2 separate regions of the Homo sapiens genome follow, and region 2 is linked to region 1. The links are chromatin loops, found by intact Hi-C in ENCODE. Cell type or tissue: B cell. All regions are shown on one strand. Each heading gives the region's core, and the rest is flanking DNA. Links, peaks and the distances in the headings are about the cores only. Region 1 holds the start of SCARB2 (scavenger receptor class B member 2). Region 2 overlaps LOC107986292 (a long non-coding RNA gene).

What was found. Peaks named below come from ENCODE experiments on the same cell type or tissue, not always from the same donor. Only the 100,000 strongest peaks of a DNase experiment are listed, where the experiment ranks them.
Region 2: a loop joins it to region 1, with 5 times the contacts of the local background. A loop is called at or near these places in 2 of 110 quality-filtered maps.

The regions. Positions count from the first base shown.
Region 1 is chr4:76,210,770-76,221,935 of GRCh38, reverse strand. It overlaps SCARB2 (scavenger receptor class B member 2), which reads left to right and starts at 8,112. Exons shown (of 12, transcript NM_005506.4): 1 at 8,112-8,509. The coding sequence starts at 8,393. It also overlaps a transcript of FAM47E not described here. RefSeq lists silencers at 7,774-8,393, 8,307-8,711. In B cell, for the core only: no CTCF peak of the experiment used is centred there; DNase peaks (open chromatin) are centred at 7,765 and 7,975; H3K4me3 peaks cover 2,082 bases; H3K27ac peaks cover 4,157 bases.
Region 2 is chr4:77,185,030-77,201,946 of GRCh38, reverse strand. It overlaps LOC107986292 (a long non-coding RNA gene), which reads right to left. Exons shown (of 4, transcript XR_001741742.1): 3 at 16,537-16,850; 4 at 9,374-9,736. Among named protein-coding and RNA genes, the nearest start is that of CCNG2, 36 kb to the right of the region's middle. RefSeq lists an enhancer at 8,043-8,092. In B cell, for the core only: no CTCF peak of the experiment used is centred there; a DNase peak (open chromatin) is centred at 8,196; H3K4me3 peaks cover 1,438 bases; H3K27ac peaks cover 2,315 bases.

The DNA.
Region 1 (11,166 bases), core at 6,036-11,035:
AATACGCATTTTTTTCCTTTGATTTTTATTTTAGGTTCAGGTGGTACATGTGCAAGTTTGTTACACAGGTAAACTGGGTGTCGCTGAGGTTTGGTGTGCGAAGGATCCTGTCACCCAGGTAGTGAGCATGATACCCAATAGGTAGGTTTTCAACCTATACTCCTCACCCACGTCCTCCTTCAAGTAGTCTCCAGTGTCAATTGTTCCCATCTTTGTGTCCGTGTGTGTTTGATGCTTAGCTCTTTAGCTAATAAGTGATAACATGCGGTATTTTTTCTCTGTTTTTGCAGTAGTTCGCTTGAAATAATGGGGAATAGGCCGGGTGCGGTGGCTCATGCCTGTAATCCCAGCACTTTAGAAAGCCAAGGCGGATGGATCACCTGAGGTCAGGAGTTCAAGACCAGCCTGGCCAGTGTGATGAAATCCCGTCTCTGCTAAAAATACAAAAAATTAGGCAGATGTGGTACCAGGTGCCTGTAATCCCAGCTACTCGGGAGGCTGAGGCAGGAGAACCGCTTGAACCCAGGAGGCAGAGGTTGCAGTGAGCTGAGATTGCACCACTGCACTCCATCCTGAGCAACAAGAGCGAAACTTCATCTCCCCCATGCCAAACAAAAGAGGAGTAATGGGGAATAGGCTTTAGTGGGGAAAAGAAAAACTCCCCAGGCCAGGACCAGTGAGGCAGTGGTCGCCCAAGCTTACCATTAGTGAAGCAGGTGAAGGCTGCTGGGCTGTATGATTCGGTTCCAGAGGAGAAAGCCTGTCCCCTTCCCCTGCCACAATGGGTTTTTCTTCCTGTGGGCAGGTATGGGAAAGTGGCCTTGTTCATAAGGGAATATACAGATTGCATGGTGCCAGGCAGTCTGGACTTAGGGAGCTGACTCTTTACAGGAGTTGATTAGGAATCAGTGAGGGACCTTGGGGCCTGTGAGTTGTACAGTTTCCCATGGGGAAATAAAGAGGACCAGGAGGAAGCTGCCATCCCCAGGGGAAGCTGAGTGTGTGTACTGACTCCGCTGAGAGAATGAAGAAACCCCTGTGGTCCCAGCTGATCCCAGGTGAGCACCTGGAAGCATTCTTGTACAATCTTGCTTCTTATGTAACAGAAAATGTACCTATGACTGGTTATCCCTTTTATTTCTCCCTGGGTAAAAAACTGCCAGAACTTTCTAGAATTCTTTTCCCATCACTGATTTTTAAAAAGATCATATTCTAAGAGGGACCATTACTCACATCAGAAATGGCAGATGAGAAAGAAAAGAAAAGAAGTCTGCACTGTAGTAGCATGTATCAGGACTTCATTCTTTCTTTAAGAGACAGGATCTAGCTCTGTCACAGGCTGGAGTACAGTGGCACAATCAGCTCACTGCAGCCTTGAACTCCTGGACTCGAGGAATCCTCCTATCTCACCTCATAAGTAAGCTGGGACTATAGGTGCATGCCACCGTGCCCATCTAATTTTTAATTTTTCTATAGAGATAGGGTCTTGCTATGATGCCCAGGCTAGTCTTGAACTCCTGGTCCCAAGCAATCCTCCTGCCTCAGTCTCCCAAAATACTGGTATTACAGGTATGAGCCACCACACCCAGCCTATTTCTTTCCTTTTTATAGCTGAATAGTATTTTCCACTGTATGTCTATAACATATTTTGTGTATCTATTATTGTCTGATGACATTTGGGTCGGTTCCACCTTTTGACTATTGTGAACAATGCTGCTATGAACACTGGTTTACAAGTATTTGTTTGAGTACCTGTCTTCAATTTTGGGGGTTATATACCTAGGAAGAGAGTTGCTAGGTCATATGATAATTCTGTTTAACTTTTTAAAGAACTGTGATTTGCATCTCTATCTCCTCTGGTTTGATTCAAAATGGAGGAAACAGTTCTGCTTAAGATAGCTTGCAGTGCAATTGAAGCAAACACTACTCATTAATATTCTGAAACGTTTTTCATTGACACTAAAAAGAAACAGTATTTATTTATGAAAGAACTGGAAATGCTTACAACTGTTGTAAAGTTAACTGAATAGCAGTCTTCTCTGAGGTTTGATGAGTATAGGAGGCTTCTAGGTAATCATTTCAGACTCTCAGGATATGTGGTGAGTGCAGTGGTTAGAAGTCATGCGGGGACCAGGTTAGTGGTGAGGGGCGGGGCTTATTTTTACCCTTTCCATAGTCTAATATCTAAGCCCCCCATTCCCCATTCCACTACTGCACCCCTATCTCTGGCCAAATATCTTCTCCCCACCACTCCAGGCTGACAAAGTCTGCCTCTACCCTCAGACAGTCCCCTCTTCACTCTCCATCCCCCCTTTCTCCCCTCAGAAAGAGATGCTGAGTAAACCTGGCTTTCTCGTTTATACAGCTTCTCCCCATGGAACACATCATTAAAGAATAACTGTGACCTCTCGTGTTGTTTATTTAGCCCTGATTTCACAACATGCAGGAAATCAGACAGCCTTGATATTTCACAATATGCTGGCTTTGCCACAGTGAGTTTAAACCCAACCCAAGCTTCATTTGCTTCTAGAAAGTACCATCAAAGTACCTCAAGTGAGAACAGACTAGAATACATTTCACGTCAGAATATACATTAGATATATTGCAAAGTATATTTTTGGCCACCGGACTGGCAACTCCTTCCTGGCTCTCCATTCTAGTTCAACATCAGGTTCAGGCAGAGGCATTGTCTCCCACACACACTAATTCCAACCTGTGCCCCTCCTGGATGCCCAGGTCACCATGAGTATTCCAGTGCCATTGCTTATTTTTATTTTTATTTTTTGCAATTTTCACTGCTTTCCTTTTACTCTTAATAAGCATGAGGCCAGAAGTCCCAAGCAGTGGCTAAGGGGTTAAGAGCCTGGCTAAAGCATCTGACTGACTTGGATTTAGTAATACCTTTGCTTCCTACTGGCCAGTAACATTGGACTACTTAGTCAATCTCTGTGTGCCTCAGTTTCCTTATCCTTAAAATAGAATGTCTACATCATAGGGCATTGTAAGGAGTAAATGAAGTAATGCAAGCCCACTGTCTAGCATAGTGCTTGTACAAGTACTATGTACAAGTAGCAGATAATATTGCTGACATATTCACCCTTTTTGCCCACTATATTTTTCTCCTCTTTGATCTCCTGACTCCTCGCCCTCCAACCACACATTCTATTAGTTAGACAACACTACGCTTGTGTTTTCAGGAAAGGGAAGAGAAAAAGGTGAATAGGATATCTCCTCCTAGTTCCGTGTTTCAATAAGTCTGCATTATTAGGGGAACAAAAAGGAAAATAAGAATTTGAAGAGGGGAATTCTCATTTTCCCATAACCCCAAACAAAATAAAAACCAAACCAAACCAAAACAAACTGGAAAAGATTCCCCTAGTTGGGGGTGCAAAGATGATAATGAGGAAGCCATGAGGTCTTCTTGATCGGAGGAGGCGGTAGACAGGGACATGGGTAACTTCACAGAGAGTCCCTGTGGCCTGGCACAGGTGCATGTGATATAATATAAATGGTATATGAGCTCTCCTCTGGGATATGTAAGCCTATCTGCATAAAGCAGTTCTGTAATGTAAGAACTTTGGAATGATGGGTAGGGGAGGAGGGAGGAGAGAGTAATTTTTTCTTATGGAGGCTGTATTGCTCAGGATTTAGGATGCCCCACAAACATTTAGGAATAACATATGTCAAATCACTAGGGTGTGATGGTACATTTTATAGATCACCTTCAATAAGAAGAAAGCCAAGACTTTTAGAAGTATCTTGGAGCCTGACCTGTCCCAAAGTAGGCAAGGCCTAGGGCCATTTCCATTCAAACTCCTGGGATCAAGTGATTCTCCTGCCTTGGCTTCCCAAAATGCTGGGATTACAGGCATGAGCCACCTGGCCCGGCCTGTGGTGTATTTTAAATGTTTATATTTAACACATTAACACTTTGAACATAAAAGTATACAATGACTACATCATTAAACTCATTTGAGTATAGTATCAACATTCTAAATTTAAGGTAGAGCCCAAAGAGCCCTCTTGCTTCCCCTCGATAGCCCTTAGAGTCTGTGAAGAAAGCTCTTTTTCTAAGTCCCGAATGATTGCATAATTTCAACAGGCACCAGCAATCATTCATTAAGTGTACTTGTTCTTCTCAGATAAAGTCTTCTGATTTTAGGTATAGAGAGATCACCGTATCTCCTTGCCACAGCATCAGTCTCCTCATTTTCCGCCCTTGTCTGTTTGTGTTGCTATAACAATACCTGAGATTGGGTAGTGAAAAGAGGTTTATTTGGCTCATGGTTCTGCAGGCTGGACAAGACGCACGGCACAGACATCTGCATTGGATGAGGGCCTCAGGCTGCTTCCACTCCTGGGAAGGCAGAAAGGGAGCACACCTGTGTGAGGCACATGGGCAGAGAGGAAGCTAGAGAGAGAAGGAGGAGGTGCCAGCTCTTTTCAACAACCCGCTCTCTGACAACTCACTCATGCCTGAGGGAGGCATTAATCTATTCATGAACAATCTCTCCTCAGGACCCAAACACCTCCCATTAGGCCCCACCTCCAACACTGGGGATCAAATTTCAACATGAGATTTGGAGGGAACACAAATCCAAACCATAGCAGAGAAGTCACCAGGAAGAGTCCTGATTGTCTCCCTGCCCTGGCATCAGCCTCCTCATCTAAACTCTGGGAGCAGTAACCCCTTCCCAAGCTGTCTGCCCCTCCAGAGTGTGTTCAGGGTTATTAGTGGCTGGCAAGCAGGGGCTACTCCCTGGATGAGAGGGCAAAGTCTCTCATAGGGTGAGATGATCCTGTGGCAATAAACTAACAATGCCAATTAGCGGTGCAGACATGTCCTATAGATCAGAAATGAGGAGGAAGTCCCAAAGGGCATTGAGAAACTTAAATCTGGATTTTGGGGCTTTGTGTCAAAAGCTTCTGAACATAGCTGTGGGTAGAGAAGATGGAACTGAACAGAAAGACAGCCAGGCCAGCTGCTAAAAAGTTATGCCAGCCTCGGTGATAAGACAGAGATTACTGTGGGATCACAGACTGCTATTTTGGGAACATACATTATTTTCTTAAAAGCTGTTTATATTTTCTGTAATTAGGTCCTTTTTGTTCTGTCTTATGTTAACACATTTAAAAATGCTAGCCTGGTCAGCTGTGTTAAGAAGAACCAAGAAAGAGATTTTCATTCGGCTTGTCCAGAGTTTTAAAGGGGAAGTGGCTTACTAACCGCCTGACATAGTGGAAACAGAGTGAGATCCTCAGAGAGCAGGTAAACTGAGGGCAACTTGAGCTGTAAACCCTTGTTTAGAAACTCTCCCACACTAAGATACATTTATCAAATTTGTCTCCATCTCTCCATCCCCACAGTCTGTTACTGTCCTGGTGGCCCAGACAAGAGAGAAGAAGGGACCTCAATGAACAATGAAAAGGAAGAGTACCCTGGGATTGGTGGTCCAGGGATGGGAGGAGTGGGTACCTATGGAGTTTGCCCTCCAGAATGGAGCCCGCAAACAGAAAATCTGATTGTAGCAGTCAGAGAGTAGGGGGTGGAAGTTCAGTGTGAGCATGAACTTCTGAGTGCCAAAGTACCTAGGCAGGCAAGTTACCAAATTTTTTTTTCTAGTTAGGGAAGGAGAGGACATATAGATGACAGGAGGACTTCAACCAATGCCTAGGTAGGGGACATGTGAGGGTTAGTGGGCTAGCATTGCTCCTTAAGCAAACTGGGGCACAGAGCAGAGTTAATGTAGCTAACTGAAACTTAACAGCAGAGAAGAGGCAGGATTAGGGGAAGAGAAAGGCTGCCGATTGTGGACACCTGAGGACTGGAGACCACCCACCCATCAGGCTGGGGACAGTTGAATCATTCAGGACCCCACCAGGTTCTATTTGAACACAGGACTGGTCCTCTGGGGCTGCTGCTTGAAGAGCTTTGGTAGCTACAAAATGTCCCAGCCTCAGTTCTGCCCTTACCATCTGCTCCAGTTATCTACTGAGTAACCTACCACACCAACACTCAGTGGCTTAAACAACAACAATCCTTTATTTTGCATTTTGAGCAGGGCTCAGCAGGGACCACTCACCTCTGCTCTGTAATGTCTAGGGCCTGTGACTCAAAAGGCTAGGGACAGCTGGGGACTGGTGGGACATTTCTCTTCCTACAGACTCAGGGCTTCTCCCCACAGTCTTTCCCATGTTCTCTGCAGCAGTCTCCGGGTAGCTGAACTTAGGGGTGACTTGAGGCTCCAAGAGCAAGAATTTGCAAAGGCCCCAGCAGAAGTTGCAAGGCATTTATGATCTAGCTTCAGAAGTTCCAGGATATGGTCATTTCCACTGTATTCTATTGGTTTAACAAATTGCTAAAACCTGCCCAAATTCAAAGCGAGAAAGTATAGACCCCACCTCTCAACGAAAGGAGTAACAAATAATTTGCCACCATTTTTAAACCATCATGCTATCTCACCAAGTCCTCAACAAAGCCTCCTAACTGATTTGCTGTCCTCAGATTCTCATTAGTGACAGATCGGGATGCAGCAATGCGCAGAGTAGAAAAAGTGAGGGTTTTGGAAGCCAACAGCCAGCCCTACATCCTGGTTCAAGCAGGATCCACCACTCAGCAACCAGTTGAGCTTGTTAGGTTACTTAACTCAGAGCCCCAGTGTTCTTGAGTGTAAAATGAGGATAATACACTATAGTTGCCAAGAAAATGTACTTCTTGGATCTTGCAGTGTAGATAGCATAACTGACCAATGGCTCCGCCTCAACTGCTGAGCTCTGCTGAAATCCATACCCTGATATTTATCCCTAGGTTGCTGCAAAGGCCAGCTTCCTAAGGCTGCTCCCAGCTCATGACTGAGCACAGCAGGGATACTAAGGCGGGCCTCTTTCTGGGAGATGCCAGACTTCTGGGACAAGCCCATTTGGCTAAAGGATTCCCCACCCCAATGGCCTTGCTGAACTTTTTATACATGGACTGTATATATATCAAATGCTTCCTTCCACCCAACCTTCCTTCCTTGCTTGCCTCTTTCCTTCACAAGGATCACACCTGCATCCCAGGTCCAGCTCCCTGTTTTCCCTCAAAACTCTCTTGCATAGTACCCCCATCTGGGACTGTTTCTGGAGGACTGGGACAAACACAACCTCCTATTCATAGGACTGCCAAGGGTATTAAATGAGTAGAACTGTGCAAAGAAACTAGTAAAGGGCTGGCGTAGAAGAAACACTCATTTAACGAACACTTCTTGAGTCCTGGCTGTGTGCAGGTCTTGGTCCTGGGTGTCTGGGACACCACAGTGAGCAAAGCAGGCAAGAACACCAGCGATGCCTGCTTTAAGCTCCTTCCCAACTTCCACATCTTTAACAGGATACCAAGAGCCCTTCAAAGTCTGACCTCTTGGGGCCTCAACACCTCCGACTCCACCCCCTGAACACCTGAGCCTACAGTCAAAAGGAACTTCCTTCTTGCTTCCTACAGGTTTTGCTCTTTCACCCCCAATGCCTTTGCTCACCGTTTCCTTCTCCGTGAAATGCCTCCTCCTCCCTTTTTTGCACATCTTCCATTCTTGCACATGCCCCTTACGTGACAAACTTATGCATCCCCCAGGCCCCAGTTCAATGTGGGGCCCTAGGTCATCCAGGCAGAACATGCTTGCTGGCATGATCTCAGCAGGCACCTGGTAGAAGCACTTGCTACATTGTGTTGTAATTGCGGTAACGGTGTCCCCGCTAACTTGCGAGCGCCTCTAGAGCAGGGGAATGTCCCAGCCACCTTGAATCCCCAGCGCGTGGCCCATGGGAGGCCCTCAGACCTATCTGCGGAATGAGTAAATGAGTGTGTGAACCAGGTTCGGCAATTTCGGTGGGGCGAGCGCTGGGCCTGCGGTGCAGGGCGCTGGGAGCGGCCAGGCCGGGCCTGGCTCAGGCGCCGCAGCCACTCAGGGCCACCGGGGACCGGCCGGGGAGGGCGCGGGCCGAATCACTGCCGCCGCCGCAGGGCACATGACTGCGGCCTCCGCCCCCGCCCGCCTCCCCGCGCAGTCGCCGGCGGTTGCCTCGCGGGGTTGCGGCGAGCCCGGCCCGCGAACGTCACGTCCCTGCGCGCTCCCTGCACTCTCCCGAGCTGCGCTAGGCGGGCGCCACGGCTGCCCGGCGAAGGAAACCGAAACCGAGTCCGGGCCCGTCCCTCCGCGGCCCCATCCGCCCGGTGCACCCGGGGCCGCGCTCGCCAGGCCGCGGAGCCCAGAGCTGCGCGCACGAACCGTGCGCCGGGAGGGCGTGGGCGTGGCGCCGAAGGGTCCCGGGTCTTCGACGCCTCTGCGGCGGCTCCTCCCTCCTTGCAGTTGGATCCCTGGCGGGTGCGGCCCGGCCCGGCCCGTGAGCGGCGCACAGAATGGGCCGATGCTGCTTCTACACGGCGGGGACGTTGTCCCTGCTCCTGCTGGTGACCAGCGTCACGCTGCTGGTGGCCCGGGTCTTCCAGAAGGCTGTAGACCAGAGTATCGAGAAGGTGAGGCGGGGCGGGCTGTGTGTGTGTTGTGGAGTCGTCCAGCTCACCCTCCCATCCCTGCTGCTACATCTTGTATGGGAAAGACCAGCACTCAGGCAGACCCTCCGCGCTAGAGCTCTTCTTGCGTCCCTGTCTTCCAGGGCTTGGTAGGCGAGGGTTAAAGAAGGATGAGGAAGGATGGAGCCGACTCTGTTCCCTTTACAGTGATAAGTAAGGCTATGGATCCTGACTTTTAAAAAGGCCTTCGGTTGTGTTCTGTCGTTTGCATCTCTCCCCACTCCTTCCGTCTACACCCCAATCTCAGGTGGGCCCAAACTTGTTTCCTTCCCACTTCATGAAGAAACAGAACTGAATGAAAGACACCGCAGAAGAGGCAGGTTATGTTGTCTGCTTGCTGTAGCCTTTGAAGTGGTGTGCGCCTGGGGATGAGACGTGGGTGTGCGGTCTATTGTGTTCTTGCCCTCTTGGGCTGGGCAGGGGCAGTTGGTAGCTGGGCCAGTCCTTTAGGCTGGGTGACAATTCATCCATCAGTCTTTGCTGAACGCTGACTTAGTGGCTTTGTATCTTGTACCAACAGTCTGTGTTGCTTTGTCTCACCATGAATTCTTGTTTTTCTCAAACGGCCATAATTTTCAGGCACAGATGCATTTAGATACCCTACAAGAATCTGAACTTGTCTCTTCCTCTAGATGATTGGGCTGGAGAGCCAGTCCTTTAAGAAGACTTCATCTTTTGATTTCACTGGTCATTTCATCTGCCCTTTCCCCCACATCCACCAAGCTGTGTCAAAAGAGGAACAAAAGAGAATTACTGGGATCATTTTTTCCTTAAAAAAGAAAAATAATCACTGGAGCAGCAGCCTTTCTTGTTAGCATCCATAACTGCACGCTTCATTTCTCCCACTGGTCTGCACTTGCTGCGGCCAGATAAAAAAGCCCAGGCCTAGTCTACTTTGAATCACTGCACTCTCCAGTCAGTAAAGCTATTTTATTCCAGGTGGCAATGGATATCTTCCTTTAACTGAGTTTCCAAAAGTAATTAAGTGAGTACCTGAAATCTGGCAGTTAAAGGCAGTTTTTCAAAAAGCACCATGGCAAAGCATAATGTAATTTTTAAAGTTCACATTGCCAAGGGAAGACAAGGCCCACTGTCTGAGCGTCTCGAGGGTCAGTTTCCTTTGAGCAATCATGTTCAAGGAAAAAAGAAACTGAATCCTTTCTCCACTCCTGTCCATGTCCAAATCCATGGTGAGCTGTGTTTGAGGATGTAAACTCTTGCTTTGGGTGACTAGAGTAAAGCAATCCAATTATAGTAAATATGTGAGTTTTCTTATATGGCCTTGAAAGGCTGTTTCAAGGAGCCCTATAGGATGAGTGATCTTCCCCGTGGTTCCCATATAGCCAGCCCTTAGATTCTCTGTGTGTCTCCATTTCTCTGGGTGAGGGGGTGGCTGTAAGGCAACTTGGCTGGGGCCTGAGTTTGTGTTGATATTTCCAAGTGTTTTTCTCCATGAGGAATGGACTCTGTTCTGATAAGTAATAGTACAGGGAAGTGGACTTTCAGAGCTGCTCAATCCCAGCTAAGGAGGACTGCACGGTGTATTGTATGAAACTAAAGGACAGGGCTAGTTTCAGTGGGCAGGTGTGGAAATACTGTTGTCATTAGAGGTAAGTCACACATCGCTATTCTGCTTTTTCCTGGATTACCTGTAGGGTGGTAGGTAGCATGGGACAGTGGGAAAGATTGAGGATGTTACACTCCTGGGCATGAAACCTAGCTTCCACTATGTCCCAGCTCGGTGACCGTGGGCTGTTTAATCTTACTTGATTCATGTTTTCCCCATCTGTAAATAGGGATAATAAGGACTAACGATCACATCTGCTTTGTCAAATAATTCTTATAACCTTAAGGTGTGATCTTTCTGGGATATAGTTAGTGCTTAATAGGTGATAGCAACTTTATTTTTATTAGAAGCCACACAAAGAAAATACGTGAGATTTGGAGTCAGATTCCATATGTTCAAATCCTATCCTTGCCAGTATAAGCTTTATGACTTACGTCAAATAACTTACTTGGTCCTCAATTTCATTGCTTGTAAAACTGGGGATATGAGCTGTTAGCTAACTTGGGCACAGTGATGCATTTACCATGAAACTCGCAAAGTTAAGCTTTGGGTCTCTCACTTGCACAGACCCTTGCGAAGCCCTGTACCTCATTCTATATCCCAAATTTTCTTTTTTCTTAAGAAGGACCCTTCAAATTGTATAAGCTTCAGGACCCACAAAACCTGGATTTGTCTCTGCATGTGTATTATTGTAGGACCAAGTATAAAGCACTTAGCATAGTATCAGGCACAGAATAGGTAATCAATATGTGGCAGTCATCTTTATTGCCACTAGTATTACTATGGGAGAATTCATTCATAACTTGATTCTAATGTAGTTATAATATAATCTACTCTGATATTTCCAGTTCTTTGTTTTTTCATTTGAAGATTGTCTATGCCCCGACTTGTCTATGTCAAAAAGGGAAGAGGGAAAAGGGATGAAATTCAAATGAGTAGGTGTGGGAAGCTTAGTAAGAGAATTCCTATCCAAAAAGTTGTCTCAAATGATAATTGTCCTTGAACCCTGCAGTGACCAGAGGTAACTGAAGAG
Region 2 (16,917 bases), core at 5,600-10,599, 980 kb before region 1:
AACAATCATTTCCTGTAGCATGAGTGGTCTTAAGACATCTAGCTTCCTGTTGAGCAAGGTAAGAATGACATCCACCCGACTATTTGATTTTAGAGGTTTAGCTTATTGATCCGAGTTATACCTGACCCTTAACCATAAAGCATTAAAGTGAGACGTTTGTTCTCAAGGCAAGCTATAGCAAGTCACTGTAAGAGGAGTAGTATATGGAAAGACTTCAAAACAACCTAAAGTGAACAATTTCCTAGGTTTGAGAGATTGTGAGGGTGACACTGAGCCTCAGTTTTTCTCTATAAAATAAAACCCTGAGGTAGTTACTCCTATAAGTGAACCAATATGAGAGCATTCAGAACAATGGCATGAAGTCAAGTCTGGGTGACTCTTGTACATACTATTCCTTGTCCACATTCATAGGTATTTTGCAAGTTGAGTCATGACTGGTCTGTTCATAGTCACCATGGTCCTATACATTCATGAATCAGTATGTATATGGTCTTAAATGCCTGCGACATTAAGAGGAAATCAGCTCACTACCCAACAACCTTAAAGCAAAGCAGTAAGAATTAAGGATAGGGAAATAGAACCTTAAAAGATGACAAGAGGTGGGTGGGAAGTGGTATAAGATTAGGCAAAAGTAACTAGTATGAACATGAAAATAGAACCAGAATGCTGAGAGAACCCAAAGAGATGGCTATATATGGAACCAGAGTGTTCTTAAAAATCCACCCCAAATTGACCAGAAGCATGGTAACTGGAAGTGACGTGAAACCACCTAGTAGAAATTTGAGCAGAAACTGCACAGCAGTGGGGAATTCACTATGAAGTATACCAATAAGTGTGGCTTCCTCAACCTGTAGAGGCTGTGTTGGTTCAAAACAATGTTGCATAGGTTTGGGGATACCCATGGCATTGTTTATAGTTCTACTTCCAAGTTCATCTGGGAATGTGTCTCATCTATTGATCTGACAAGTCTTTCTCAACCCTGTGAGAGGTATAGAAATCTTTGAAAGACATGCTAAAGATACCCAGCTCCTACAAATGGTGGGGGTGGGTGGAGAATAGAATAGCAAGCAACAGCTAGCATTTGTGAGAACTCTGATTTCTTATGAGCTAACAGATCTATTAGTTCAAATTGTACATGTCCCCATATAACTAGGGACATGCCTACTACCAGTAAAGTTGACAAAATGCAGTCAATCCACTTAGTACCTGATCATAAGCAAAAAACTTTAAAATGCAATTCCACGTGTTGAAATTTAAGACATCAAGAAAGCCCCTCTGAATCATGGTTGTGACTGAGTATCTACTGGAAGAAGCTTCTATCACCAGGGAGGGTCTTTACCTATGCACTCAAATCCTATGGAGTCTTGGACAAAGCAAAATAGTCACTGAAATATTACACGGCAGGTGACAAACTGACAGCTGGGAGTTCAGCATGTTTCTCTCAGCCTAAGTCAAATGGACACCAGCGAGTTTTCCCGTGCATTGGGTCCTTTGCTGTTGCTAGGCTTTATTTCCGTCAAGACTGATTCATTATTCAAGGGCAGTTACAGGTGTATGTGTACAATAATTATCTTCCATTAGGTCACATGTCTGGCCAGTCTCAAGCTCATCTTTGGTCAAACTGTTCATGTCGCATTAGCTCAAGACCAGGATGGACATATGCAGACTCATCCTAGACAAGTGCTTTTTATGCTGGAGTAATAGCCAAAGTTTAGCTTGGGTGAAACATTGGATGCCTTTGCTGCTGAGTCGAGGGAATCACTGGTTTTTATTCTGAGACAAACTTTCCAAATACTCCTTGGTAAGTGAAATATGGGCAAGTTCTGCCTAAGAGAACAGTAACTAAGATCAAGTTGAGAAGACAGTTGTAGGAAGGACTGCTCCAATTACCATAAAGTGTTAGTTGCCTCCCCAACAGGCTAACTTGCTGGTAGAGGCTCACACAAGGTGAGGGAAACAACTCTTCCATCACACTCAAATCCAAGTGACAAGATAGCCAAGTCTGTTATACAAGCTAATTGGTTAAAGCAGAACACTTGCCAGAGGAGCTCAAGTATTTGGCTCACTTAAATGTCATACACAACAAAGCCAGACAGTGTTTGAGATTCTTCATTACCCTCAGTATCAGTCACAAATAATCTAGCATCATACAGAGAAAGCAGTGAGGGGAAGAGCACAGGAGCTTCCAGGTAATGGCCCTAGTTAACTCCGGGCCTCAAGTGGGTTCATAAACAAGTTGGTCCATGTTCTGGTTAGTATTTTTGTCAACTGCCCCCAAATCCAAGGGAACTGCTTCAGCACAGCCAATGCTACTGATTTGACAGCTTCCTACTTTCTAGATATGCCAAGGGGTTCTATTCTGAGAGAGCCAAGTTAAAAGTTCTTAAACATGGTGGCTGCTGCCTTTCTTCCCTAATTGCAGACACTGGCCTTGCAGCAGCCCAGCCCAGCTTCAGCCTGGGGCTGTCTTTCCTGCTCTTCAGCCTCCCCACAGCTCTGACACAGGTCAGAGGAATGGACACCCATCTACCTTCCTGTGATAACTCCACAAGACCAAAAACTTCCTTCTTGGCAAAAATCACATGCCTCCCGGATAAGCCATCCCAGCTGTCCTAAACCCCAATCCAACCCAAGTCAGTTTCCGTAGAAATAAGTGTTAAGCAGTTGTGTTGAAGACAAGAAGACTGCCCCCTCCTCTCTAGATGAGGTTTGATTAGGTTCAGGTGTTTACCACTGGTCCTTATAGGTAACACATCAACATCAAGTCCAAGTAAATTGAATAAGGTATATACTCCTGTTGGCTTAGAAAGCTAATATAGCACATCACTGAAAAGCACACTCCAGCCTGATTTAGGTATAATAGGAAGGGGAGTTGTGGGCGCTTGAGCTTTTGGGATAGGAATTGGGCACTACAGCATAGATGTTAAATGCTCTCAAGTACTTGATCTCTAGACACCTGTAACCTCTCAGTGTGTTGTCCAGGATCTAAAGAATACCAGTAACCCAAACTGAAAACTGGAAGATATTGAATGAGAGCTACTTGTATTCTTCCCATTTCCCGTGCTCAGGACAAATAAGTTACTAAAATGAGCTTTGGAATGGGTGCTTTAGATATAGATGGCATAGAAGATGCCAGGACAAAGCTTACCCACAATAATCAAAGTGATTGCTAGGGGTATGGAAAATGGTCATATTGCTGACAGAATGGTGTTTTACACAAAGGCAGTCATTCTGACAAAGTCCAAGTAATACAAGTGGTTCTAGCCTACTAGTTCCTGGAAGTTTCCAAGGATTTGCACTCAGACAGCAATACAGACACTACATTCTACCGTCATTTTAGATCAGCATTTCCCTAAAGCGGTAACAAATGAATTAAACAAAAACAAAAACTTAAAGTTATGTTTTATCCAGAGCTGTGCTCTCCAATATAACCACTATTCATTGAGCACTTGATAGGACCCATCTCAATTGATACACTAAGTTTAAAATGCATACCAGGCTCAGTACCAAGAATAAGCTGGGTTACATGTCAAAATAAGCATCTCTTGGGTTAAAGATATTCGTTTTTCTTTAATGGGACTGACTATATATGGCTTATACTTTTGGCTCGTGTGTCTCAGCACTGTTCTAGAGGCTCCTATAAATTCCCTCTAAAGAGGATGCACAGAGAACTTGATCTGGAAGCGTTCCAAACACATTTGCAGATAGGAGTTGAGAGCTCTTTAAAAAGAGGTGATTTCAGAACTAGACAAAATCACAAGACTGTTCTGTTTATATCACATCCCCTTCTATCTGGGAGTTCCTAACCCCAGTCCCAAAGACACATGGCACATTAGGTCCCTTTGACTGTCCTGTTGATCATGACGAATTTTTGCATCTCTACAAGTTCTCCAGACTGTTTCAGCAGTAAAATAGACCAGAAGTCATCCTGGGCTTTCCTAGGCTTCTTCCCCATCTCAACTTAGCCATGCTTCTACCAGGCCACCACATTAAGGAAGTAAGACCACATTGTCATCTACAGGGCTTACCTACTGAAGACAAGTTCCATCCCCCTCACTTTATGCTTCCTAGAGCGCCCAAACTTCTGTCACATAGTTGGGAAAGGTTATTCCAGATTAGACACCAGAATTTAGATACACAAAGGCACTGTAATGTAGCGTTTAGGCCAGAGCTGAAGTCTACTCCATTGAGAATTACTTCACAGGAAAAAACCCAGACTTGAAAGTCAGTTCCAATTCCCAGCCAGCACTCCCTCACCCATTTTCTATTGCCATTAAGTAACAAGCTACAGCTGGGTCTTCATGTTCCTTCAAGCTACGTTGTAAGTTCCTGGAGGGCAGGGACTCCCCTCTGGAGTGTGCTCAGTGTGCAAGGGTGTTAACTAATCTCTCCAGGCCAGTCAGACCAGTCCTGCACAAATGCTTCAACAGGCTCGTTTGCTACCAGCAGTTACTTGCTCCAGTCACCTGCCTCATGACCATTGCTAGGTAAAGCATTTCAGTTTGGGTGGCAGCCGGAGAAACCATTTAGCCCGAATAACCTCCAGCCACCGCTCTGCTCTCACTCAGGGGCTTTTTTAAAGAATCTATTCCCTGAGGAAAAAGATCCCAACCATTTGAAAGTCAGATGTCAGAGGGCCCGTTTGTAGGCACACTACAATTGCTTTATGGATCAGAGGATTCAGAAACAGTGAGGGCCCAGCTCCCTAGTGAGAGCACTTTCTCCAGCACCACCCCCAACTGAAGATCAGACCTACAGTACTGAAACTGATGTCATAGGAGCCGTGAGACCCAGAGTGTGAGCAGTAAGCTGAAATCTGCCACAGAAACAGGATTAAACCAAGATATGGCATCTCCCTATGGGTAGCCTGAGAATTGAGAAGTTAATCCTGTGACCACAGCTGCAAGCTTGAGGCACCTCCCTCATCAGGGACTGATTCGGAGAACTCTAGTGGGCAAGCACCTCAATAAGCAAAAGTATGTTTAGACCCCTCAGACTGTTCCAATGCCTCGGGGATTCTCTGGGCTCCTTGCGGCAGCAGGCCAGCAAGGGGTTCTGCTTACATGCTTCCTGCCACACCTAGAGCAGTCTTACTTTGCTAGATTATGTCAAGATTCTAAAGACTTAAAAGTTACTGGCCCAAATTAAACATGTAATCTGTGTAGATTGGGAGGAAGTGGGTCTTGATAAGTTACCTTTAACAAATCCCTCAAGAAATTAGTTTCTCCTAGAGTCAAGAGTTTCAGTACACCTGGTTCCAGTTTCTATCACTTAGTTCTCACCTTCGACCACCTGTAACTTCTCTCATCTGAATGGCTGACAATTAGGAAGAAAGTCGTCTTCAGCTAGGGACTGTTTTAGACAGGTTTGATGCCAAGAAGTGACATGGCTACCATCAGTTTCCTGGTAAAGAAGCCACTAGCCTCTGGCATCAAGCAGCTCTAGGTAGACACTAGACACTAAGCAGGAACCCCAAAAATAGGTTGAATCCGAAATGGTCTTGGCACAACTGAGGATTTTCAAAGTAATGCTATCCTAAGGGATAGTAAGGATTTGAGCTACTAAAAAGCTGGGTTCTCAGGCAAGCTTTAAGAGACATCAGGAGTTCAGATTGGAGTGAGGCCAGTTGCAAGACAGACAAACACGCATCAGGCCAAAGCTCAGAAGTACATAAGCAGCCTTAGGAATGGCGGGAGTGCCATTGACAAATCCTGCACTACTCCACATCTTGTTCTAAAAGGAAGTTGATATTTGAGATGTTTCAGCCCCTTCTACCTTGCTCTCCAGCCATAACTTTAAACTTGTCTCCTAAGCCATGTGAGTTTTTCTAGAACTATGTGGCATGCCCCAGAAGCCTATGCAATAACACCTACATATAGACATCAGTTCCATAGGACTCACCTGCAGTTGAAACTATAGTTAATTGGGTCGGTAGTAGATATTTTGCTCTGCCTGAGGTGGGAAAGATGAACTTTCCAGTGTCTTTACTGTTAGCCTAGGTGAAAAGTCCTGAAGACCCAGTGATCTATCAGTATTAGTTTGGATTTTTGGTTTTTTTCTTTGAGACGGAGTTTTGCTCTTGTCACCCAGGCTGGAGTGCAATGGTGCAATCTCGGCCCATTGCAACCTCTGTCTCCCAGGTTCAAGAGATGATTCTCCTGCCTCAGCCTCCAGAGTAACTGGGATTACAGGCACCTGCCACCACGCCCAGCTAATTTTTGTATTTTTAGTAGAGATAGGGTTTTCGCCATGTTGGCCAGGCTGGTCTTGAACTCCTGACCTCAGGCAATCCACCCGCCTCAGCCTCCCAAAGTGCTGGGATTACAAGCGTGAGCCACCTCACCCAGCCCAGAGTATTAGTTTTGAAGTAAAGTTGTTTATGTAAAGTTAGTTTTTGTTTCCCTCGGCTTTTATAGTGGTTGAAGTTTACAAAAACGGGAAAAGGATTAGGGAGATAAGGCATCCGTACCATGCACTTAAATTTGACCAAATTCTTATTTGGCAGGACTAAGTCACTGCTGTATTAGCTTCTGGAGTCTATAAAAGCAGAGAAAGTTTTGCTATCAGTAAAAGGACACAAGTACAGGTGAGAATGCTACAGGATGACTAATCAGAAGACTAGTTTTTAATGTTAAGCAACTGTGGAAAAACAAGGCCACCTATTCCCATCCTTGACCATCCTGCAGGAGCCTTCCCTGCCCCAGCACCCCAGCTCTAATTACAGCACTTAACTAACAGTGTTGGAAAGCCTTGGGCTTCGAGATCCCAGACCTGTCAAGTGACTCTTTGTCAAGTGGATTGTCAGCCTGGGAGACACATCCCTTGATCAGATTATCTACATGAAGGAAAGAACTCTGCTCTTCTCCTTGAACCCTGCTTTGTAAGGACAGTGTGAAGAAAGTAACTCCATGCTGATGGGGATGAGGGGAGAGTGCTTCATGTCCCTACCCATGTATTTATTCACCCTTGTTCAGGTTAAGGCAGGTGGACCTACATGACTGGACATGGTTTTAAAAAGCACTTTTCTGTAGCTGGCACGCAAGAATTACGATATTTAAGCTATGTAACTTGCTACCATCGCACCTGTGAAATTGTCAGTCAAGATAATGAACATATCCATCATGCTGTGTACTTTTGAGTCTGTCACTAAGATGCCACTTTATCTTTTCCATGACAGATGGTTTGCCTTTCCTAGTAAGCCTAAAGGAAGTGTCCATTCTCAATGCTAACGATCTGTTCAACTAGATGAAATTTCCTGTTTCAACTACTAAGTTTCTAACTGCTATCAGAAGTGCTTTCAGGTGTGTCAGTCTGACATTACCTGAGGCTTGCCAGTCAACGAGTCTCCCACCTCCACAACCAGGTGGAAGGTCAGTTGCAGCCCACAGGTTGCGTGTCTTCGAGGCAGACAGCTGCTTTCTGCTGAATATGATTAAGATCCTAACTTCCTAGTAAGGAGTCTTAAAAGCCACATGCTTGAAGTTCATTTTAGTTTTTTTTACTAATAGGTCACAAAGGGACGTTTCCTACCCTCAAAAAAAAACTAATTCAAAGTTGATCTACATTTTCTTATGGTTTTCATCGAAGTGGATCTAATTTTTAGTCTCTGAAGAGATGAGAAGCTAGCTTTTTAGTCACTTTCCACCATTACTCCAGACAGGTGTTTAATAGAGACTTTGGGATTCCAAATAGCTAAAAGGAAGTTCTAAAGATTGCTGCGCTTGCTTTAAACGTAGAACCTCTAAACCCGTGTATTTCTCTTGGAGTTTACGTAACTTCAGTAAGTTAGCTATAAGAGTGGCTTTGCTAAAGTCTATGGTAGAGATTAAACAGAAGTCAAGAGACAGGAGCCTTCTCAGCAAGTAAGGCTTGAGCATGAGAGAAGAAACCTCAATTCAAGATTGTATCTTAAGCTTCTAAAAGAACAAACTCTAAGAAAGCACAGTAACTGGAAGAGGCAAGCCTGCTAAAAACGACTTCAGGGAGTTGCTGTGACCTCCTAGGAGGTATTTTCTGCCCACACACAACGCCTAGTTCCCCTTCTTTCGAGTTCCTTAGTCCGCTTAAGTGCCCTCGCTTTTTTCTTCGTTCATCTTTCACTTCTAAAGCAAGCTAACCAAAGTTCCCCCTTGAGAATTACCAAGAGCTTGGTCCTTTCCACCCACCCCTCCAGCCACCAGAGAACTTCTTAGTACCTCGCAGGCCTACAAAGCTTTGGAAGAAACCCCGCCCGACCAACCCCAAACCATCCACCAGCGGAACAACCCACAGCCCCGCCAGGCTTCCTCGCCTTTTACACTTGAAGCCACGCCTTCCCCCTGGGTGAGGACCAATGAGAAAGCGTAGGAGCTACTTCAACTCCGCAATTGGTCCCAGACGGCTGCCAGGTGAAACCAAGCCTCTGGACGCCCCAGGGCTTTCTCTTGGGGCTTCCTACTTTAGACAGGCATTTCTCCCCTCCACCCGCTTTTTTTTTTTAACTACATTGTAAAGGCTGTTGAGTATTTTGAGAGAATAATTTAGAGTCACCTTCAAAAAGTGGCTGAATCAATTTCCCTTCCAGCACTTAGACAACATGGAAGATGTTTAGTGTGCCCTAAAGAATTTCAGAAGAAATATGAGTAGCTATTTGGTCAGACACTGGTGTTGAACACAAATATCCTTACCGTCAGACAACGCTGGTATTTCTCATCGCTCACCTGTGCGTGTTATGCATTTATTCGTTCATTCACAAGTATTATTGAGGAGGATGACTCAATGGAAGCAAGGAAGTAACCCAGTGAGGCTTTGGGTTTTGTCTGTGCTTCGCAAACGGCGGGCTAGAAAGTATGAGTATCCTCAGGACTCACATGTTTCTGGAAAGTCATTCCACTTGTACATTTGGGGATAAAAAGATTTATTTTATATTAAGACAATAGTAATCCAAACCAATATAAATAAATGAATGGGAAAAGAGATAAATCTTTCTTGCAGAAAAAGTTCAAATAATATATGTAACTCCCCACTCCAGGAGGTGGAGTTTAATCACCACACCCGTTCCTTGAGTCTGAGCAAGTTTTAGAGAATCCCTTCCAAAGAACAGAGTAGACGAAGGGAAAAGTAATAACTGTATAGTACAGAAACCTCAGCCGGGCGCGGTGGCTCACGCCTGTAATCCCAGCACTTTAGGAGGCCTACGTGGGCGGATCACGAGGTCAGGAGATTGAGATCATCCTGGTCAACACGGTGAAACCCCGTCTCTACTAAAAATACAAAAAATTAGCCGGGCATGGTGGCGGGCCCCTGTAGTCCCAGCTACTCGGGAGGCTGAGGCAAGAGAAAGGCGTGAACCCGGGAGGCGGAGCTTGCAGTTAGCCACGATCGCGCCACTGCAGTCCAGCCTGGGCGATAGAGCAAGACTCCATCTCAAAAAAAGAAACCTCGCAGGCACTATCTTAACCAAGTGATCCAGATTAATATGATCAAAGATAAACCATGTTGCTATTATGTACCCCCTGATATGATGAGAAGAGCACTTCGCTCCCATGGTATGCTTCTTCAAACCCCATACCCCTAACATAATCATAAGAAAAACATCAAAGTCAAACTGACAGCCATTCTACAAAATGCTGACCAGTAATCTTCAAAACAGTTAATCAAGGTTATGGAAATAAAGAAAGACTGAGAAAGTATTACATACCAGAAGACACTATAGAGACGTGATGAGTAAGTTCAATGTCATACCCTGGATGGGATTCTGGAACAACAACAACAAAAAAATCTATATTAGTGAAAAAAAAAAACTGGTGAAATCCAAATAAGTTTGGAGTTCTTAGCAATATACGAATGTTAATCTTTTCGTTTTGACAAATGTACTGTGGTTACATTAGATGTTAACATTAGGGGAAACTAGGTGAAGAGAATATGTTATTCACTTTACTATCCCTCAATTTTTATGTAAATCTAAAATCATTCCTAGATAAAACATTGATTTAAAATTTAAAAAAAGGAAATACATTGTAAAATTTGCATGAAATCTTAAGAAAACATGAGCCTTCAAAGAAATCTTATGCTTATCACAGACTGCTTTAAACTCTACCTTCCCCAGAGTTTCCAGAGGCACTTATCCATTATTAGAGGTATTTAGAGCAAAAGTTTTTGAAAAGCTGCAAGTTTAGCTACATGAATCCCATTGGAGGATAGATGTGAGGATGAAAAGAAGAGAAGCTGAGAGGCCAGCTGGAATCACACTGAGATCTAACCAAGTCTAAGGCAATAGGTCAATGGACAATGAGACACAAATTGACCTAGTTTATTCCTGCGACTGTCACCAGTGCTTTCCGGGAATTTACTGATGCTAGTCCCCTTCTTTCATCTTGAGTGTTCACATACTTGTAGTCAGGAGAAAGGAGATAGATACTCTTCCTTTAGGGTAGCCAGATAGAATCAACAAAATTGCCAAACATGCTGGAGAAGAACTGTTTAAAAAAACCTTTCGGCCGGGTGCGGTGGCTCACGCCTGTAATGCCAACACCTTGGGAGGCCAAGGGGAGTGGATCACTTGAGGCCAGGAGTTGGAGACCAGCCATAGGCAACATGGTGAAACCCCGTCTCTACTAAAAATACAAAAAAAATTAGCCGGTCATGGTGGCAGGCGCCTGTAGTCCCAGCTACTTGGGAGGCTGAGGCAGGAGAATTGCTTGAACCCAGGAGGTTCAAGCAGTGAACTGAGATCATGCCATTGCACTCCAGCCTGGGCAACAGAGCGAGCGAGACTCCATTAAAATAAAAAAAAAAAAAAAGACAAAAAACTTTCTCAAAAATTTAAAACACCTACTATGGAAGACTGGGTAAATAGTGGTCAAGAACACAGACTTTACAGGTAGACAGAAAAACCTGGGTTTAATTCCCAACTCTACTACCTACTAGCTCTGTGACCTCACACTAGCTAACCTCTCTAAGCTTCTGTTTTCTCAGGCTGTGAAATAGGGATACAAATAGTGCTTCCTTATAAAACTGTTGTGAGAGTTGGTTGATATTATGTTTGTAAAGCATCTAGAACTAGTTCATGGCACAAGCACATATAGCACTATTAACCAGATCTGTTCCACGTGCAATACATATTGACTCATTTAACTCTCACAACAATTCTATTATTGGTCTTCATGTCCCACATGAGGAATCTGAACCACACAAGGATGAAAAATTGGCCTAAGGTAGCACAGCCACAGTAGTGGACGTGGATTCAAACCCAAGCAGTCTGGCTCCAGAATCCTTACCTGTAGTCAGCACACTACACAGCACTGCCTGTAAAGGAAGGAAGAAGAAAGGAGACATGGCATCCTGGAAAGCCCAAGAAAAGAGGCACCCTTATAAAAGGGAAATGGTCAGCCCCACTTTGAAGTTGCAAATGTATAAATAATGCAGAAATGAATTTGGAACAATACCATGTTCATGTCCAAGGCCTGCAATGGTAGCACCTGCTTCTGCAGGCCCAAAAGTCAGTGAGAATCTTCATCTACAAGTCATACAATAACACTAAAAATAAAGCTTAACAAATAAGAGAAACCCACTCCCCGCATGTTTATGCCAGTGTTTTCTCAGTTGACTTCCTGGATAGAAAGCTCAACTACCTGATAGTCCAGTTCAAAATTAGACACATAACAATCCTCACTGTAGAGAAGCCAGGCAACATTCCACAGTTAGTCATCACTCTTCAAGGCCAGAGGATGGGGCCCTGGACCATGCCTGAGGATGTGATCTTGAGGCTCCCACTGCCCCCTAGCCTATGTAGCTGACAAGCACAAAAGTGGAGGCCCAGCTTGGACTCCTAATTTGGCCATTCCATCTCTAATTTACAGCCCAAAAATTAAAAGTTACCACCCTTTGGCTGGGCACAGTGGCTCATGCCTGTAATCCCAGCACTTTGGGAGGCCCAGGTGGGCAGATCACTTGAGGTAAGGGGTTGGAGATCAGCCTGGCCAACGTGGTGAAACCCCATCTCTACTAAAAATACAAAAATTAGCCAGGCACGATAGCACGTGCCTGTAATCCCAGCTACTCAGGAGGCTGAGGCACGAGAATCACTTGAACCTGGGAGGCGGAGGTTACAGTGAGCTGAGACTGTGCCACTACACTCCAGCCTGGGCGATGCAGTGACACTCTGTCTCAAAAAAAAAGAAGAAAAAAAAAGCTACCACCCTCTGCTTACTCTGAGCCAGGTACTCTACATACTTTGGCTTATTTAATCCCCCATTTGCCTCTATGAGATAGCTATTAATATTCCTATGTTATGAATGAGAAAAGTCAGGTTTGAAGGGATGAAGCAACTTTCCCCAAGTTACACAGCTGCCAAGAGGAATAGTCAGAGTGAGGATTTAAACCCAGGTTGTTTGGATTCCAAGGCCCTGCTCTTGAGCACTAAGTACTACAGCTAGGATTGTCTGAAAGTGAGTTTAGAGGGATGTATTGAGATGGTAGAGCCAGTAACCACTCCCTGTGGCCCTATTATCCCTTTTTTCCCGTGAAAGACCCCTGAAACCCACAAGAGAAGAAAGATAAAATGCTCTTCCTGCCACACGAGCTATCCTTAGGGATGGCGGCACAGAGAGAAGAGGTGTGGTGAAAGCACCCCAATTTTCTTTTCAATAGCTTTATTTCAATTCTATTACTTCCAAGCCAAGACAAACTGCTTCCGAATCCTAATCCACCCATCCCTTTTCTTTTCTGTCTCTTGATTCCCCCCAACCACAACCTGAGTCTGTGGAGGAGGAAACAGGGAGGGGAAATGAGGTTTGTGTAAAGAACAATTCTACTTCCAGTTTCCTGAACTCATATTCTGAGCTGGATTAATTTCAGTAGGTTATTCGCCAAAACTATCAGCAACTCTGGCTGCATTGTGAAGCCTGCCTGGATCCTAGTTCTGCCAGCATAGAAGAACAAAAGCATCCAGGGGAACAGGTGGTGAAAGGTGGCCACTGTCCACGCCAGCACAGCAGGAAGAACCCTCTGTGTTGGTGCTCTGCCCTTTGGAATCTGAGATTTGTTACTGTCTAACTCATTATTTGGATGGAGCTGGTGCTACTGCGTAGACAGATATATAATAGTATTTATTCTATCTTTTACAACATTAATAAGATATTGAACTCCAAAATGTACAAGCCTAATTTAGAATGTATACAGAGCTAAAACTTTCCAATTCCCTGCCACGGCTATATTTATACATCCCCAGTTTAAAATGAGAGAGCAGCTGCAAGTACTGTGGTAAAAAGGCTACCCACGTAGACCTTCTCCTGAGTTCTCCCTCGTCAGCATCCACTCTGCAACAACCCTAGTTTCAGCCCTCATTTCTCGCCTACCGCCTTGCTCTGCCCTCCCAACTGTTTTCACTACCTTCAGGGCCCACTCTCTAGGTCCTTCTATACACTGCATCCAGAGAGACGTTTCTAAAACACAAAAGCCTTCCCTGGCTTCCCATCACGTTCAGGATAAAGACAAAATTCCTGCAAAAAGAGTAGAGAAAAAAAGCCGTTTACTGCCTGAGCCAGTCTTCTACCAGTCTTCAAATTCCATCTCTGCTCTGACCCCCTTAGTTGATCCTCCTCCTAGCATTTTTCCAAAACTATTCCCACTTCTAGTACACTCTCATCTCTCTTTCATCTTCCCCATCCTGGCTAATTCCCACTTATCTTATTCCACTTTGACTTCCAACAGTGAAAGCAAAAGCAAGGTTTTCTTTTTTTTTTTTTTTTTCTGACACAGGGTCTTACTCCACAGGCCAGATGGGAGTGCAGTGGCACAATCACAGCTCACTGCAGTCTTCACCTCCTGGGCTCAAGTGATCCTTCTGACTTAGCCTCTAGAGTAGCTAGGACCACAGGCATGCACCACCACACCTGGCTAATTTTAAAAAAAAAATTTTTTTTGTACAGATGGGGTCTCTCCATGTTGCCCAGGGTGGTTTGAAACTCCTGGCCACAAGCGATCTTCCCACCTCAGCCTCCCAAAATGCTGAAATTACAGGTGTGAACCACTGCACCCAGCCAATTTTTTCTTCTTCAGAAAGCATTTCTCTGCTAGATCCCTGTCTTAGTCCATTCTGGCTGGTATAACAAAATAACATAGATAGGATAGCTTATAAACAATAAATTTCTTTCTCACAGTTCTGGAAGCTGAGAAGTCCAAGATCAATGTGACAATTCAGTATCTGGTGAGGGCCCACTTCCTGGTTCATAGATGGCACCTTCCTGCTGTGTACTCACATGGTAAAAGGAGCAGGGGAGGTCTCTGGGTTCTTTTTTACAAGGCTATTAATCCCATTCATGAGGGCTTCCCCCAGTAACCTCATCACCCCCCAAAGACACACCTCCTAATAACATCATCTTGGGGGTGACGATTTCAACATGTGAATTTGGGAAGTGGGTCGGGGCACAAACATTCAGACCACAGCTAGTCCTTAAAGAGAACTAAGGACCTCCCTCATGTCCTTTCAAAGCAAAAATGCTAACACTGCTCTTATTACAGCTCCATTGTCACCATCTGTTCATTTGTCTGTGTCCTTTGCCAGCAGTGAGCTCATGGAAAACAGAATGTATTATTTGCCTTTGTATCCCCAGTCCCCACAATAGTTCCTGGCTAGAAATGGTAACTCAATCATGGTTTTTGAAGGAATGAAGAGTTAAATAAATGGGTAGGTTGCTGTAACTAGAAATAGATGGTACACTTAAATGGTGTAATTGAGAGTTTAATAAAGGGACTATTTATGAAGGTGTAGACAAGTAAGGAAAATATATAAGAAGTAATGTAGCATCCCTGGGGCCAGCTACAGCAGGAGCTGTGACCACCTCTAGGCCTGAAGGTACAAGGAGAAAGAGTAGCTCTTAGAACCAGAAAGGGTAATTTCAGGGAAGGACCCACTGACAGGCGATATGGCCTTCAGTAGAGGATGTGTCCAACCTGCAGTGACCTGGGAAGATGGGGATAAATCTGAGGGGATAAATATCCTGAACTCACTCTCCCATCCTCCAGTCTTCTGCTCCTGACACTCACTGGCCAAACCATCCAGAAGCCAAAAGGCAAGGAGCCAGTGATGCAGTCAGCGTGGGTCATCTTCCCTAGGTGCACAGCAGGGTGAGGATGAGTGTGGGGTGGGAGGAGGGGGTCATATCTGGAGGAGCAAATGGAAAATATCCAACACAGTTTCTCTCCAAGAAAAGAAGAATTGCATTCTAAAGATTAAGGAGTTTAAGAACATGATCAGAGAAAAAAATTGTCTTCTTAGCATCTGATCAGAGACAGAAGAAATACTTTGATTACCCAGTTGTGATTTTAAAAAAAAAAAAAAAAGAGGCCAGGCATGGTGGCTCACGCCTGTAATCCCAACACTTTGGGAGGCCGAGGCAGGCAGATCATGAGGTCAAGAGATGGAGACCATCCTGGCCAACATGGTGAAACCCCATCTCTACTAAAAATACGAAAATTAGCTGGGCATGGTGGCATGCGCCTGTAGTCCCAGCTACTCGGGAGGCTGAGGCAGGAAAATTGCTTGAACCTGGGAGGCAGAAGTTGCAGTGAGCCGAGATCGCTCCACTACACTCCAGCCTGGCAACAGAGCGAGACTCGGTCTCAAAAAAAAAAAAAAAAAAAAAAAAAGAGCAATAAGCTGGCATCCAGGTTTCTTATGGTAGAAGCACATTTCTCAGAATAATAAAGGAAGAATAGGGAAGGAAAATGGGATTGGATGCATTCTTGGGGTAAGTTTAAGAGTAGGAGGAAGACAGTGGCTGAGGGCCAGGAGGCAAGAGTTAGAAGAGATCAATCTAGTAGAGATTTTTCAAGTGAAAATGTGGGCACTCTGTGTGATGAGATATCTCCCTATGATCATATGAACTCACAGTAAGGATGAAAAAAAAAGTGATAATATGCTCAGTGTGAATAGATTTCTTATGGAAGTTAATGAAGGAATTGAGTTTGTATCAATATTGGAATGGTACAGGGCTGCTGAAGGCATCAAGAAGAAAGACACATTGCTTAGATAAACAGAGAAGGAACTGGGGTTTGGAGAAGTAAAGTAGCCAACCAAAGGGCACAATGCCAGGAGAGACAGCAAGATCCAAAATCAGGTCTGTCTGACTCTAACTTCTGAGCATTTTCACTGTCAACCTCCCTCCTTCAATTGTATCTCTAACACAGAAGCAGTGAGGTAGGCATGTACAAATATTTAAGCCTTTCTGAATATAGAAACTATAGCTCTATAATTCTAATAGTTTATAGATACATACTAATATAAGGGCTAGAATTTAGGGAGTACATACTGTGTGCCAAGGGCTTTACACAGGTTATCTTGCCTAATTAAAGAAACTCAAGAAAGATTCTATTACCATCCCATTTTACAGATGAGGAAACATCCGAAAAGATGAAGCAACATTCCTAAAGTTGCATAGTTAGTAAGTTTGAATTCAGAATTCAAATTTAAGCAATCTGTATTTCTAGATAATCTCAGCAGCTGTCCTGAATACATTTATTCCATTTAAGCATTTAAAAAGAGAGGGTTTATACCTTTTTGAATGAAGAGCTGCAAATCAAGCTGTTTTTTGAAGCTGGGTTTCTTCCAGCTCCAAAGTACTATGGATCTATTATCACAAGTATCCCTTGATTTTTAGTCCCAATTCCTGCTGTCTGGCATATCACAATAGCTGCTGCCATTGGATTTTCACATTTTACTCTTTGAAATGAGACTACCAGTGGCAGCATTGGAAGGTCACAGCACTTCCTCAGGAACTCATATGTTAGAAGAGGTCCCCTATGATGATCTCAGCAGCAGCTTGTCTCTGCACTTGATCCTCTCTGCAGGTCTGCTTCAGGTCCAGGAGCTTAGAAATAGAGGAAATCTTATTGTAATAAAGGAAAAGAAGAGGAAGCATTGTTGTTCTCTGTAGT